Linked DNA regions of Homo sapiens: region 2 is linked to region 1. Evidence: read pairs that join two places in POLR2A ChIA-PET (ENCODE). Cell type or tissue: HepG2. All regions are shown on one strand.

Evidence for each region. Peaks named below come from ENCODE experiments on the same cell type or tissue, not always from the same donor. Only the 100,000 strongest peaks of a DNase experiment are listed, where the experiment ranks them.
Region 2: POLR2A ChIA-PET joins it to region 1 with 5 read pairs; 2 of 35 experiments call an interaction of 5 or more read pairs at or near these places.

The regions. Positions count from the first base shown.
Region 1 is chr2:120,201,372-120,206,371 of GRCh38, reverse strand. No RefSeq gene overlaps it. Among named protein-coding and RNA genes, the nearest start is that of TMEM185B, 20 kb to the left of the region's middle. In HepG2, a CTCF peak has its summit at 2,245; a DNase peak (open chromatin) is centred at 2,261; H3K4me3 peaks cover 634 bases; H3K27me3 peaks cover 2,045 bases.
Region 2 is chr2:119,838,664-119,843,663 of GRCh38, reverse strand. The region is part of intron 2 of PTPN4 (protein tyrosine phosphatase non-receptor type 4); the gene reads right to left. Among named protein-coding and RNA genes, the nearest start is that of PTPN4, 81 kb to the right of the region's middle. In HepG2, no CTCF peak of the experiment used is centred here; a DNase peak (open chromatin) is centred at 1,893.

The DNA of each region.
Region 1 (5,000 bases):
TGTCAGCTGGGCCCTGCCTGTTTATAACCCCACTGTGCCTGGTGCCTGGTAGGTGATCAACAAATGATTCCTAAGCAAGGGAAGCAAGCACTGGGTGTGGGCCCCCAGGTGACTCACTGATAGACACACCCCCAACCCCTGGCTGCTAGGACAAGGGACAGAGGCACAAGCCAAAGGCAGTTCACCCAGGGAGGGATACAGTGTGTTGGTCTCCTGTAGCGGCCACAGCAATACCATAAACTGGGTGACTGAACACAGGTTTGTTCTCCCACAGTTCTGGAGGGTAAAAGTCCAATATCAAGGTGTCAGCAAGGCCCTGCTTCCTTGTCAGGCCCTGGACGAGGATCCTCTCCCACTCTCTCCTCGTTTGTGGTGGCTTCTGGCAATCCTTGTCATTCTTGCCTTGTGGCTGCAACACTCCAATCTCTGCCTCCATCCTCACATGGCCTTCTCCCCCCATATGTCTGCATTTGTGTCCAAATCTTCCTCCTATAAAGACACCAGTCTCTAAAGTAGGGCCCAAACGAATCCAGTATGACCTCATTTTACCTTGATTATATCAATAAAGACCCCATTTCCAAACAAGGTTACAAATGTAAGTATCAGGGGCTGGACTTGGATACATCTTTTGTTGGGGGTGGGGAGGGAACACAATTCAACCCCAGCAATAAGGGTCACAGGGCAGCTGCCCTAGAACCTGCCCACTATCAGCCCTACCTTAGCCCAGTATGAGCGGGCCTAAATCCAAAGCAGGAGGATTCCTGCCAGCCTGAGGACACTTTCTCAGCCACTGGAACAGCCACTGCCCTCCAGGGTCATCTGGGAGCCTCCCTGCTGCCTCTCAGGACTTCTCTCCCAGACTTCGGGGCAGGGTGACCAGGGTCCTTCTGCTACCAAGAATCCCTCATGGCAGTGTGGGGTCACAGAGCGCTGAGCGGGAGGCTTGCCTGACAGAGGAATGCACAGCTGACCCAGAAACCCCCCGACTGGTCCCTTCCCCGAGAGTCAGTGACTGACGGCAGCGTGTCCACAGAAGCTCTGGAAGCACCAGAATGGAAAAACGCCATCACATACATCCCCAGCACCACTCGGTGCCAGTGGCAGTGGGAGCTTCTGTTAGCAGAGGGAGGAGATGCCCTCTGAACTCTTCCTCCGTGGGGTTCTCAGCAGCCTCTCCCCTTTGTGAATGCTGGCAGCTTCCAGAATCTGGCCATGCCTTCAAGGACCAAGCTAAACTTGCAGTCCTCACCCTAGTCCATCTCTCTGTTTGGGGTTCTATGAAGGTCTGTAGCTGATGGTAAAATTCCTGCTCTTCCTTCAAGTCTTAGTTACAGTGCCACCTCCTTCAGGAGGCTTTCCTTGACACCTCCAATCTCATGGGGATGGATGGGTGGCGGGGGAGTCCCTGGCTTCCATGTCATAGCCCTTACCCTGCGGCCTCAGCACGGTCTGTTTCTACGTCTGATTCCATCACAGGACTGTGACTTCCTTGAGGGTTGGGCTGCGCTGGTTTTCCCTGGGTCCCTGATAGGCCTGGCATATTGTAAATGTAAGAAAAAAATGGATGGGTGAATGAGTGTGTCTGCCCATCCTCCTGAGCCAGCTTCTGGATTGTCCAAAGGGGATAAAGGTGGAGACTCTGGAGCATAGAGAAGGGAAGTTGGTGGCCAGCCGCGGCATGGGTGCAGTGAGAAGCACCCGGAAGCCCCTTGGCAGAGAAGTTGGGCTGGGCAGCCACAGCAGGGCAGCTGCTGGGAGTGGCAGTAGAAGGGCAAAGTTTCCAAGGCCACAGAGATAGACAAAGGCCAGCCAGAGCCACTGTGCTTGCTGGACCATGGACACATACATGCTGGGCACAACCAGGGGACCTCATCCCATGGCTGGGGTCAGAGGGTGCAGAGCTGTAGCCAGCATGGCTCTGGACCCTGGGGCTCACTGCTTCTACCCCCAAGAGGCCAGCCAGAAATAGAAAGCTCTGCTCCACACCCACAGCAGACAAAGCCCAGTGCCTTCTTGGCATGGCCCAGACCTTCCCTCTCCCTGGACAGTGCAGTCTCTGCCAGAGGGACATACACCTTTTCAGCCAGAGGGAGCTGTGGCTGGGGCCATGAGCGGAGCTGGCCCTCTGACCAGCAGGAGCCTGGCCTGGACAGCACAACCCAGTCCTCCAGAACGTGTCACCCACCTGTTAGCCATGGCTGAGAACTCCTGGGCTCTCCAGCCCAGGGTGGCCTGAGGCTCCTTAGCTCCCCCAGCGGCAGGTCCTGGCTGCCCTCAAGCCCTGGGGCTACATCTTTGCCTTCCACCCTCTCTAGAGCAGACACAAACTGTCACCCTCGCAGGCCGAGCACCTTCGTTTCCCAGTGGCCCTCTCATCCCAGAAGTACCAGGAGGCTGGAATCATGGAACCTTGGCTCAGTGCAGTGGTGTGGGGACCTGGACCAACTGCAGCAGCCCCTCCTCACCCCAGTGCTACCCCAGGGGGACTTACTGTACCCTCTTTGGGCTCACAGGCCGTCCTGATGTGTTTTTATGTGACAGGATGGGCTCAGTTCAAAAGCACAAGCAAAGCATGGGAAAGTGATGGCTGGGACCTGGAAAGGGAGGGAAAGGCTGTGTGTTCCCCACCACACAAGCCCAGGCAGGAAGTCCTGCTGCTGCCTGTGACTTGGAGGGGCTGGACTGACTTCCTGGTCACTGAGGCAAGTTCAGGACAGAGACCCTTGGCTAACCTCAGTCTTTCCCACTTCAGCCAGGGGAGGCGGGTCAGTGCCTGCAGTGGAGGGCTGAGCAGCGGCACTCCTGGAGGCTTCCTGCAGCCTAGAGAAACAAGGTGCCCCAGAGCCACTCAGCCCTGTCCAGGTGCCCGGGTCCCTGTAATGATCCATGACGTGCACGCTAGGAAGTTACATAATTGCACTTCATCCGCGGGGTGCCCTATAGGTCCTCTTTCTGGAACACTCTTCAGTCTTTACCATAATCACTTGTGCAATTTCTGACTTCCCCCAAAGTCACTCTGGGAATGCAGGGACTGCTTGCTGCTTTGGAAAGACTGAGTATTGGGTGAAAATTCATTTCTTTTTCACGAGTTCAGAAAGGACTTGAAGTTTCTGCCAGAATTGTTTCTGCCCCTCCCCTTCTAACTGTGCTTTTCTGACTGCAGTATGGATTTCTCGGTTTGGAGATTTTTTTTCACGTGGTCTTGAAGCAATCCATTATTTTAGCTGCTTCAGTTAATTTAGTATTCCTTGAGTTTCTTTTTTTCCCCTAAGAGTTTTCAAATAAGTATATAACTCAGCCACATCAACACTTTTTTTTTTTTTTGACGGAGTCTCGCTCTGTTGCCCAGGCTGGAAGTGCAGTGGTGCGATCTCGGCTCACTGCAAGCTCCACCTCCTGGGTTCACGCCATTCTCCTGCCTCAGTCTCCTGAGTAGCTGGGACTACAGGCGCCCACCACCACGCTCGGCTAATTTTGTTTGTATTTTTTGTAGAGATGGGGTTTCACTGTGTTAGCCAGGATGGTCTCAATCTCCTGACCTCATGATCCGCCCGCCTTGGCCTCCCAAAGTGCTGGGATTACAGGCATGAGCCACTGCGCCCAGCCTACACATATTTTTTTAAAACTGCTTTTGGTTCATTTTCTAGGTCATCTCTCCTTCGATACATCTAAACCCAAGCTCCTACCTCCTAGCCATTCCTTCTGGGGCGTAAGCTTGCTCATTCTTCCTCTCCATTCTTTGGCCTTGCCAGAGGGCAGTGCCAGGCTTCCCTGAAGAAAGAACTTGGCCTCCAAAGCATCTTCTAATGTTGTCTACACTTGCTTTTTTTTTTTTTTTTTGAGACAGAGTCTTACTCTGTTGCCCAGGCTAGAGTGCAGTGGTGTGACCTCGGCTCATGGCAACCTCTGCCTCCTGGGTTCAAGCAATTCTCCTGCCTCAGCCTCCCGAGTAGCTGGGACTACAGGGATGCACCACCACGCCCAGCTAATTTTTGTATTTTTAGTGGAGACGGGGTTTCACCCTGTTGGCCAGGCTGGTCTTGAACTCCTGACCTCAGGTGGTCTGCCCATCTCAGCCTCTCAAAGTGCACTTGCTCTTTCTTTTGATGGATTTTGAAGGTTGCTTTGGTTGCAGCTACTTGAAATAGGAGGTTTTCATTCATCTTCTTGATCTGGTAAGGTCAGACATCAGACCAATTTGTCTAAACATTTAGATTTCTCATCTTTCAGGTTTTTTTCTAAATTATCTATTTTAAGCTTAAGGAAAGAGTTGGACTTTTTGAGTTCTTTATTTTTATTTATTTTTTTGAGTCGGAGTTTCGCTCTGTCACCAGACTGGAGTGCAGTGGCGTGATCTCAGCTCACTGCAACCTCCGCCTCCTGAGTTCAAGCGATTCTCCTGCCTCAGCCTCTCCCCAACAGGAGAGACCATGTCTCAGCCTCCCATGTAGCTAAGACTACAGGCATGTGCCACCACGCCTGGCTAGTTTTATTTATATTTTTAGTAGACACAGGGTTTCACCATGTTGGCCAGGATGGTCTCGATCTCTTGACCTCGTGATCCGCCCACCTTGGCCTCCCAAAGTGCTGGGATTACAGGCGTGAGCTACCGCCCCCGGCCGAGCTCTTTATTAATTGCCTCCAACACTTCCTTTTTTTTTAAATAAGAAAATCATCTCATGAAACTGTAAAGCCCAGATAGGACTGACTTCATAGCAGTCCGCTGGTCCAGTAGCATTTTTTTGTTTTTGTTTTTCATAGGATCTTGCTCTGTCGCTCAGGCTGGAGTGCAGCAATGTGATCATGGCTCACTGCAGCCTCAACCTCCTAGGCTGAAGCAATTCCCCTACCTCAGTATCCCAAGTAGCTGGGACCACAGGTGCATGCCACCATGCCCAGCTAATGCTTTTGATTTTTAGTAGACACAGGTCTCACCATGTTTCCTAGGCTGTCCAGTAGCTCCATGACATCCTCAGGTACCCACATCTATCTGTCTGTGG
Region 2 (5,000 bases), 360 kb after region 1:
CCCGGCCAGCCGCCCCGTCCGGGAGGGAAGGTGGGGGGGGTCAGCCCCCCTGCCCGGCCAGCCGCCCCGTCCGGGAGGTGAGGGGCGCCTCTGCCCGGCCGCCCCTACTGGGAAGTGAGGAGCCCCTCTGCCCGGCCACCACCCCGTCTGGGAGGTGTGCCCAACAGCTCATTGAGAACGGGCCAGGATGACAATGGCGGCTTTGTGGAATAGAAAGGCGGGAAAGGTGGGGAAAAGATTGAGAAATCGGATGGTTGCCGTGTCTGTGTAGAAAGAAGTAGACATGGGAGACTTTTCATTTTGTTCTGCACTAAGAAAAATTCCTCTGCCTTGGGATCCTGTTGATCTGTGACCTTACCCCCAACCCTGTGCTCTCTGAAACATGTGCTGTGTCCACTCAGGATTAAATGGATTAAGGGCGGTGCAAAAAAAAAAAAAAAAAAAAGAAAAATGCATACCAATTCTTGGCAGAATATTCTAAAAAAGCTCAATATAATCCACCATATTTAGTTTATTTGTTTAAAATTTATTTGTTTGTGGTAATCCACTATAGTAACAGGCTAATGAAAAGTCACATGATCATATCAATAGACAGACAAGAATCATTTTTAAAAATGCAACATTCGTTCGTGATAACTTTTAACAAGTTAGTAATAGAGAACTTTCCTCAATGTGATAAAGAACATCTATGAAGTCTCACAGCTAACATCATATATAATACTTTATGCTGTATTTTGATAATTGTTACATGAATCTAGACATGTAAAAAGTAACACATCCATGCAAATACACACACACACACACAAATGACAGCATGTAAAAACTGGTGATAGCTATAAAAGATCTGTAGATGGTACCAATGTCAACTAATGGGACTTTAATATTGTACCACAGTTAGAGAAGATGTTACCATTGGGCCGCTGGGAGAAGCTGAGTAAACAGTAAATGAGACCTCTCTGTACTATATTTGTAACATCCTGTGAACCTACAATTACTTCAAAAGAAAAAGAAAAAAACGAAACAAAACAACCAAAACCCTACTCTACACGTCTATCAATAGTAGGCATTCAATAACTATTTTATTATATCATGAGTCCACCTGAATTTTTCTGTTTTCTATAGCTTTTTTTGAGTTGTCATCTTGTGTTGAGTGGATTTCCACCATGAAAACGGTTGGCCATGAGTTAATAACTGTTATAAAGCTGGATATACAGAAGTTCATTTTTACAATTCTTTCTACTTTTATATGCTTACAACTTTCCCTAGTAAAAATCAAAGTAATAAGGCCATGTGGTCTCTTTCTTAGTCTTGAACCCTACTAATGCCTTTAAAGACTTCAAAATATTTCCTCTCAAAAGAGAATTCATTAATTTGAAGACTTTTATTGAGCCTCTGTTATTTAGTAGACCTTATACTAGGACCTGATGCACACGTGCTTCCTTAGATTAGAAATGCAATATAATTCATCAAAAACAAAACAAAACAAAAGTTCCACCATTTATAAACTGTGACCTGAGGGAGCCTTCCTTATCTTTCTGAGTTTCACTCTACTCCTCTGCATAACAGATTAAAATCTACGTGAGGAATAAATGAAATCATATGTTGTAAACTGTAACAAATTATTCATTCTTAGTTTGCTTAAATGTTGAGAGCAGATATTTCCATGAACTAACCTGGTATGAATATGGATTCATTCTTCTCAAGTTCCCAGGATCTTTTCTTACAGATAGTGTCACCCTGAATCTAGTTAAAATTAGTTACCTCAAACACCAGCAAATTTTAACACCAAAACTATGAAAGAAACAACAGCAAGCTTATGTCTTCTTAACCAACTTTTCAATCAATAATGTTATTTTTCCACCATTTACTGTGCTAATCTGATTACGCAGTAAAAGCCCATGATTATTTACTTTAGAAGGCTGCTGAGTAATGAGCATGGGAAGGGAGAAGAAACAGATACATTCATAAACTGGTAGAGAGAACATAAATTGTGTAAATCTACACAAGCCTTTTAGATGGGAGTGTGTGACTAAGATAATTAAAAATGTAAATCCTTTTGAGCTAGCAACTATACTATTAGTACTACAGCTGGAGAAATAGATATATATGCATAAATACATCTCTGCTTCATTGTAACAGAAAAACACATGCATTCAATGGAATATCTGCAATCATTAAAAAGAACCAAAAAGATTCTTTGTATGTAAAAAGCATACAGAAAGAGGAAAAGTAGCAGGTAACAGAAAGCAGGAAGTATTCCATGACTCCAACTCTAAGAATATATAATGTATACATATAAACACATACACACACATAGACACATACATGTATGTGTATGTATGCTTGCATATGCAGAGAAAATGTGGGAATACACAAGTTTATTACAGTAATGTGTAAGCACAAGGGTTTTTAACTTTGTATTTTACACTTTCAAACCCTCTAGGGTTTTATTAATGAGAAAAAATATTTTTCAAAATAATTTTTAAAATTATGATCTGGTGGGCGGTTAAAATATAAGAAAATATCCAAAAGCAATCGCAACAAAAGCAAAAATTGACAAATGGGATTTAATTAAACTAAAGAGCTCTGCACAGCTAAAAGAAAAAAGAAAAAAAGAAAAAAGCCTATCAGAGTAAACAACCTACAGAATGGGAGAATATTTCTGCAATCTATCCATCTGACAAAGGTCTAATATCCAGCAGCTACAAAGAACTTAAACAAATCAACAAGAAAAAAACAACTCCATTAAGAAGTGGGCAAAGGAAATGAACAGATACTTCTCAAAAGAAGACATACATGCGGCCAACCAAAAAGCTTAACATCACTGATCATTAGAAAAATGCAAATCAAAACCACAATGAGATACCATCTCACACCAGTCAGAATGGCTATTAAAAAGTCAAAAAACAACAGATGCTGGTGAGGTTGTGGAGAAAAAGGAATGTTTTATTTACACTGTTGGTGGGAGTGTAAATTAGTTCAACCACTGTGGAAGACAGTGTGGCAATGCCTCAAAGACCTAGAGGCAGAAATACCATTTGACCCAGCAATCCCATTACTGGGTACATACCCAAAGGAATATAAATCATTCTATTGTAGAGATACATGGATGCCTATGTTCATCACAGTACTATTCACAATAGCAAAGACATGGAATCAACCTAAATGCCCATTAATGATAGACTGGATTAGGAAAATGTGGTACATACGCACCATGGAATACTATGCAGTCCTTTGCAAGGACATGAATGGAGCTGGAAGCCATTATCCTCAGCAAACTAACACAAGAACAGAAAACCAAATACCGTATGTTCTCACTTGTAAGTGGGAGCTGAATGATGAGAACACAGGGACACAAGGAAGGGAACAACACCTGTGAGACCTGTGAGAGGGTGGGAGGTGGGAGGAAGGAGAGTATCAAGAATACCTAATGGATGCCAGGCTTAATACCTAGGTGATGGGATGATCTGTGCAGCAAACCACCATGGCACATATTTACCTGTGTAACAAACCTGCACGTGTATCGCTGAACTTAAAACAAAAGTTGGAAATAAAAAGCAAGCAAACTATAAAACCAGAAATCACCTGCTGAAGAAAAATGCAAGAAGATTTAAAAAGGAAAAAAAAGTATTTAAATAAAAAAGTGTTCACATTTTCTCTTTGAAGTCTCCATTGAAACCTACTTCTTCTATTAGTCTGAATTAAATGGCCTTCCTGTTTTCCCCTCATACTTTCCACTGGAAGGAAGCCTGTCAATAAGTCACAAATCTAAGGCATAATTTCTCAAATTCAATACAACTTACTCTCTAAGCAAGCTGCATACTGATGACAAAATTTTAAATACAGTCAATTAACTAGATGGCTTAGCAAATATATATATTTGCAACATATAGCAAAATGTATATGTCCTGTAATGTATTTTGTACAATAATTTCACATTTGTTGATATTTACCTAAGCACTGAAGTATCTTCAAATACTATTCATAATAAGGAACCTCTAATTATAAGAAATACTTGAACACTTTGGTCTACAGTCTTATATCAGTGTTTGGTTGCCTGCTTGCAGTTTTATTTTTATTGCAATTTTTAAAATGTAAACTAACCAAAAAAAGTATTTTTAAAATTGTTGCTACTTCTGATATACTTAACAAGTGAACTAAATGATTTTTAAGTATTTCTTGGACAAAGGCAACATTTAGTAATCATATTTATGTGTTTGAAAGTTTTGTCCTCTCATCACTCACTTCAGAAGATTCTGGAAACAATGTCTTGGAAGACAAATACTATACATGCATTATTAGCACTATAAATCTTCTGCGAGTATAAGAAATGCAATAAATATATATTGAGCATCTACTATGTGTCAGAAACATTGCTAGGACCAAAAAATACAAGACTGAAAAAACCTTATGATAGCAAATTCTCCTAAAATTAGTATTGCCATGGGTATCATATTGGAGAAGGGGACTTGAGGTGAGGGTGTGGGAATGAAAACTAATTAAAATAATTAATTTAATTATGATAAGAAAGCCATAGGGGAAAAAACCCTTAATTCACTCAAGAGTGCTAGAAAAACCCTCCTGAAATAGGGGAGTTTTAAGTTACAATTGAAGGATGAATAAAAGTTCACCAGGTTTGGAGGCGGGTATTTCAGGCAGAGAGAATAAGTACATAAGAAAACTCACAGGCAAAAGGCAACACTTAACTGTAAGAAAGAGAGATAAATGTAATTGGTAAACTGTGGCCAGAATTCTAACATATACCAAAATCCCCAGTAGGCTGTTAAATAAAACAATCAATACATATTTGGTTAGTTGAATAACTGAATGAGTGAATGATAAAACAGCAAATAGAAGCAATTTTAAAGTTTATGTGCTTTTAGTTCCTTTGCCAGTGTTGCAGATTCTTCAGTCTTTCTTATTTCACAAGAGGACCAGCTAGAGAACAAGGTACTTGAAAGAATCTCTAAAGCTCAAGGGATAATACATCTACAGAGAAA